Regions from separate parts of the Homo sapiens genome. Here region 1 is linked to region 2. Evidence: chromatin loops called from intact Hi-C (ENCODE). Cell type or tissue: OCI-LY7. All regions are shown on one strand.

The links. Peaks named below come from ENCODE experiments on the same cell type or tissue, not always from the same donor. Only the 100,000 strongest peaks of a DNase experiment are listed, where the experiment ranks them.
Region 1: a loop joins it to region 2, with 4 times the contacts of the local background. A loop is called at or near these places in 2 of 110 quality-filtered maps.

The regions. Positions count from the first base shown.
Region 1 is chr4:23,613,187-23,615,686 of GRCh38, reverse strand. No RefSeq gene overlaps it. Among named protein-coding and RNA genes, the nearest start is that of PPARGC1A-AS1, 150 kb to the left of the region's middle. RefSeq lists an enhancer at 55-615. In OCI-LY7, a CTCF peak has its summit at 996 (motif pointing right); a DNase peak (open chromatin) is centred at 966.
Region 2 is chr4:23,333,270-23,335,769 of GRCh38, reverse strand. It overlaps LOC105374524 (a long non-coding RNA gene), which reads right to left. Exons shown (of 19, transcript XR_007058437.1): 16 at 2,244-2,344. The region is part of intron 2 of LOC105374523 (a long non-coding RNA gene); the gene reads left to right. Among named protein-coding and RNA genes, the nearest start is that of PPARGC1A-AS1, 430 kb to the left of the region's middle. RefSeq lists enhancers at 1,235-1,464, 1,525-1,574. In OCI-LY7, CTCF peaks have their summits at 1,066 and 1,266; a DNase peak (open chromatin) is centred at 1,569; H3K4me3 peaks cover 1,702 bases; H3K27ac peaks cover 2,500 bases.

The DNA.
Region 1 (2,500 bases), 280 kb before region 2:
TTCCCCATCTTTGTGGTTTTATCTACTTTTGGTCTTTGATGATGGTGATGTACAGATGGGTTTTCGGTGTAGATGTCCTTTCTGGTTGTTAGTTTTCCTTCTAACAGACAGGACCCTCAGCTGCAGGTCTGTTGGAATACCCTGCCGTGTGAGGTGTCAGTGTGCCCCTGCTGGGGGGTGCCTCCCAGTTAGGCTGCTTGGGGGTCAGGGGTCAGGGACCCACTTGAGGAGGCAGTCTGCCCGTTCTCAGATCTCCAGCTGCGTGCTGGGAGAACCACTGCTCTCTTCAAAGCTGTCAGACAGGGACACTTAAGTCTGCAGGGGTTACTGCTGTCTTTTTGTTTGTCTGTGCCCTGCCCCCAGAGGTGGAGCCTACAGAGGCAGGCAGGCCTCCTTGAGCTGTGGTGGGCTCCACCCAGTTCGAGCTTCCCGGCTGCTTTGTTTACCTAAGCAAGCCTGGGCAATGGCGGGCGCCCCTCCCCCAGCCTCGTTGCCGCCTTGCAGTTTGATCTCAGACTGCTGTGCTAGCAATCAGCGAGATTCCGTGGGCGTAGGACCCTCTGAGCCAGGTGTGGGATATAGTCTCGTAGTGCCCCGTTTCTTAAGCCGGTCTGAAAAGCGCAATATTCGGGTGGGAGTGACCCGATTTTCCAGGTGCGTCCGTCACCCCTTTCTTTGACTCAGAAAGGGAACTCCCTGACCCCTTGCGCTTCCCAGGTGAGGCAATGCCTCGCCCTGCTTCGGCTCGCGCACGGTGCGCACACACACTGGCCTGCGCCCACTGTCTGGCACTCCCTAGTGAGATGAACCCGGGTACCTCAGATGGAAATGCAGAAATCACCTGTCTTCTGCGTGGCTCACGCTGGGAGCTGTAGACCGGAGCTGTTCCTATTCGGCCATCTTGGCTCCTCCTCCCTCTGTTGACAGGTTTAATATAGGGCTGTGCAGTTTGACCTACAAGCCAGTAGATGGCAGTTATGGGTAAGAGCCAGCTGTAGCCAACATGGCTGGGTATATACTTGATCCTTGTTTCCTGGGAGAAGCTCTCTGTTGTCTCAGGCAAGAGCTGATTTATGAAGTTCAATGGTCTGTACTCCCTGTTCAGCCCTGAGGAGGTGGTCAAAAAGGGTGGGGCCAGACCTGACAAGTCCAACTACAGGTCCTCTGACAGCAGACACAAGCGCCTGTGCCAAGGAAGAATCCAGTGGGCAACCACTAAGCACCCAGAGGTGTGCTTAGGTGTGGAGCTGGGAAACCTCCTGGGCCCCAAGTTCTCTGCACAGGGATGGGGAGATGGCCTAAACTAATTCAGGAGAGTGAGAGCTCCAGATTCCTGGAGACCTGCCTGGATGTGGAGTGGACAGAACACATCCCTGCAGGAGGATCTCTGCACAGGAAGGGTGGCAGCCCCTGTTCTTAGAATCAAATATTTTCCCAAGGAACCCCAATTTCATTAGTCAGAGAGTGGTACTACAAACCACACTCTCAGTTCCAGATGAACTCCTTGCTTCTGGGGTTTCATTGCTTTCAGACTGACTCAGCTGACAGAGCAAGGATATATGTATTTGTGTATACTAACCTGTGTGTATACAAATATCTATAAATATTTCTATGTGTAACCATCTGTATTTATATTGAGCTAGATATAAATTCATACAGATGTCTATGACTAATCCTTTACAACATAGATCATTCTAGACTGTTTCACTTGCTTATCTATAACCTACACTCCTACAGTGAGAAAGCTGGCTTCCACCATCTGCCATTCATTTACTTAATTGTTCAATCACAGTATACATGTAAAGCAGTATCAGAGCTGTTAACCCATATCCCTGTGGGAAACAGCTTCATCAACTAGAGTCCAGTGCTTATGTATAATTTGTTTTGCCTTTAGACTCCCAGACTTCACTCATTTCCAAAGTTACTTAGATTAGCACCTTTCCTTCAAACCCTTCAGGGAAGTTGTTTCATACATTTGTAATATAATTAGATTATATTTTGTCACATTCTCTAGTCCATCCTAGGATCCTGTGGTCTCCTAATTTTTTTGCGTACATGAAGGTTTACTCATTGTCATATAAGCAGCATGGAGTATTTTGGTCACTGTTTTGTTGGTTATTGGCTGTACTTCAGTGATTCCTCATTAAATAAAATCATGTGATTTTATATTGTGCAAATGAACGATATATATGTAGTTTTCCAGAATACATTTATAGAACGTCTTTCCCTGTGGAAAATCACCAGACCTTCGATATATATGTCATTCATTTTCTTCAATTTTGCTGCCATACGGTTTTATTGTCAAAGTTCTCGATCGCATGTAACAGAACAGTAGTTGTAAGCAAGTGACTACTCAATAAAAGTTTGGAGAAAAAAAGAAAAAAAAAGTTTAGAAACAGAGACTTTATTTCTTCTTTGTTTTTGTTTTTAATTAAAAAAATCTACATATTTAGTACATTATCCCCCAGGTACTAACCATTGAGATCTGACAATTATCCCA
Region 2 (2,500 bases):
TGTATTTCTCATAGGTCTGGAAGTGGAAAAGTCCAAGATCAAGGTACCAACAGGTTTGGTTTCTGGTGAGGGCCTGGTCTCTGCCTCCAAGATGGCACCTTGAATGCTGTCTCCTTCAGAGGTGGAGCAATGCTGCTTCTCACATTGGTGAAGAGTGGAAGGGAGAGAGCCCACTCTCAAAAACCATTTTATTGTGGCATTAATCAATTCACGCAGGCAAAGCTCGCAAGACCTAAACACCTCCCATTAAGCCCCCTCTCCCAACATTGTGGCCTTAATGATTAGGCTCTCAACACATGAGTTTTGGAGGGGACAAACATTAAAACCATAGCATTCCCTTCTGAATTTTTCTGTACTTTCTAAATATCTCAAGAAAAGTATCCATTAGTTCCGAATCCACTAAAGCCAATTAATTACAAACAAGATTAAAGAAGAAAGGAAATTCACAATCACTACAAAAATAATTAAAAGAAAGTAACAGCAGATTATATAACAGGATATATACTTAGGCTAAAATATGAACCATTATTTCAGTTAAATCTTCATATTTTCTATGGTCTTAGAACAATAGACTTTATTTTGAAGACATATAGGGAATATCCTCTGGTTATTGCCTAACCTTTCTTGACCCAAGATCACCTAGACAGAAAATGATTTGACGACATACTTGTTCCAAAGGCCATGCCTATTTATCTACACTGCACTATGTCTGTATTTATGTCTTCAAAATAGTCTCGAAGATGATGGGAGACATGAGAAGAACTTTCCATTCCCTCTGTTTCATTTTACTCTGCAGTGCCCTTCAATCCCTTCCAACTATACTGAGTCTGTACTTCTGCTACAACTGCTTATGCATAATTGTTCTCACAGACGCTGGGCCCCTTGAAGCTGGAGAAATAGTCTAAATCAGTCTCTGGTATCTCTGAGGCCTAGAGCAGTGCCCAGCCTATCAGTAGCATATAAATGTTTGTAGAATTTATTGAATTGCTGCATTTTCTCCCACATTTCCTCTACGTGTCAGAAGTGTCAGTGTTGCTAAATTCTTCAACTCTGAATTTCAAGAGAACCCCAGAGCCATGTTGCTCATTTCCCAATGGACACCTTTATCTTGTACTAACATTTCAAGAATTGCCTTGCTTTCTGGCTTTTTTTCTTGTTTAGAAAATTCTGGCAATGAGTTACTTTAGAAAGCAGCCCAACCTCTGACAAAGTCTTCTGTTTTCTGACCTGTAACAGAAACTAACTCTCAACAAAAGAGCAATTCTCCACCTGCAGGCCTAAGCACGGAACTTTAATGTAAATGACAATTGCAGGAGCCCTTAGAAAGGAGATGGGGAGGAGGGTGAGGTCATGTGACAAGATTTCTACTCTGTGTCAGCCCTTTTCTTTGGCATTTAGATGAGTTGAATGACAGGTAAAGCTTAGGGCTTAGGCTGCCAGGAACAAAAAAAAAGTGGGTAAATTTAATCATTTGCTCTAGTCTTTAAATATCCTGTACAGCTTTCAGGCACAAAGCAATCTTCCTACAGAGAAACAAACCCAGGATGTGGTTACAACGTACTGTTCTACCTCTTTGTGTTAAAGTGCCTTAATGATCAGGAAAAAAAAAAAAGATTTGCATGAAGGCTTTTTATGGAAAGCACTTAACACAATGGTTACGCAAGACAAACGTCAGCACAAGTGGATATAACTGATATGATGAGTCATCCTATGTGGTTTAAAGCCACCACAAGTGAATGTCTTTTAATTCAGCCTACATAAGCCCAGAACATCTTTTATAGGACTTTGAGGGTATCTATGGCATTGACAAGATACAATTAGCTCCTTGACTGAATCGTAAGATTGAAGGACAGTCTGATTTAAAAATGATTAAGGTGAGTGGCATATGGATGCCAAAGCTTCTTCTGAAATCAGCCTTGGTGATTTGTTTTTCTCTCCAGGTATAATGTCATAACACACACACAGACACACACACACACATACATACACTCAAACGCATAGTGACATCACCTTAAGATCTGAGTAATGTAGGCAGGATAGAAATATAATTGGCCACAATATTGTCTCATGTAAGCACATTAGTGATGCTTACTTAATCTTTTGGCATCCAGTCATTCTCTGGAGTAAGAAGTAAGGCTTTCTGTTTTAATTTCGTGACTCGAATTTGGAAACAATCTTTGCTCTTCGAAGAAAGGTACAATATAAGATTTTATTATTATACTGATTACATATTTGATAATTACCTGGTCTTATTGTCACTAGTATGGCTGTCATTACACATTGATTATAGCATTTCTTTCTGTTGACATCAAACAGGACCTCAGAATTCTTCTCAGCAAAGTGCCTGAAGAAAACACGGTAAATCAACTGGAATGACCATGTGAAATAAAGTCTACCTACTTCTCATTCACAGCACATATCAGACAACCTAATAATCAAGGTTATGATTTTCAGATATCCACTTTATCCAAATGAACATTTGGTAACATTAGGTTCTGCA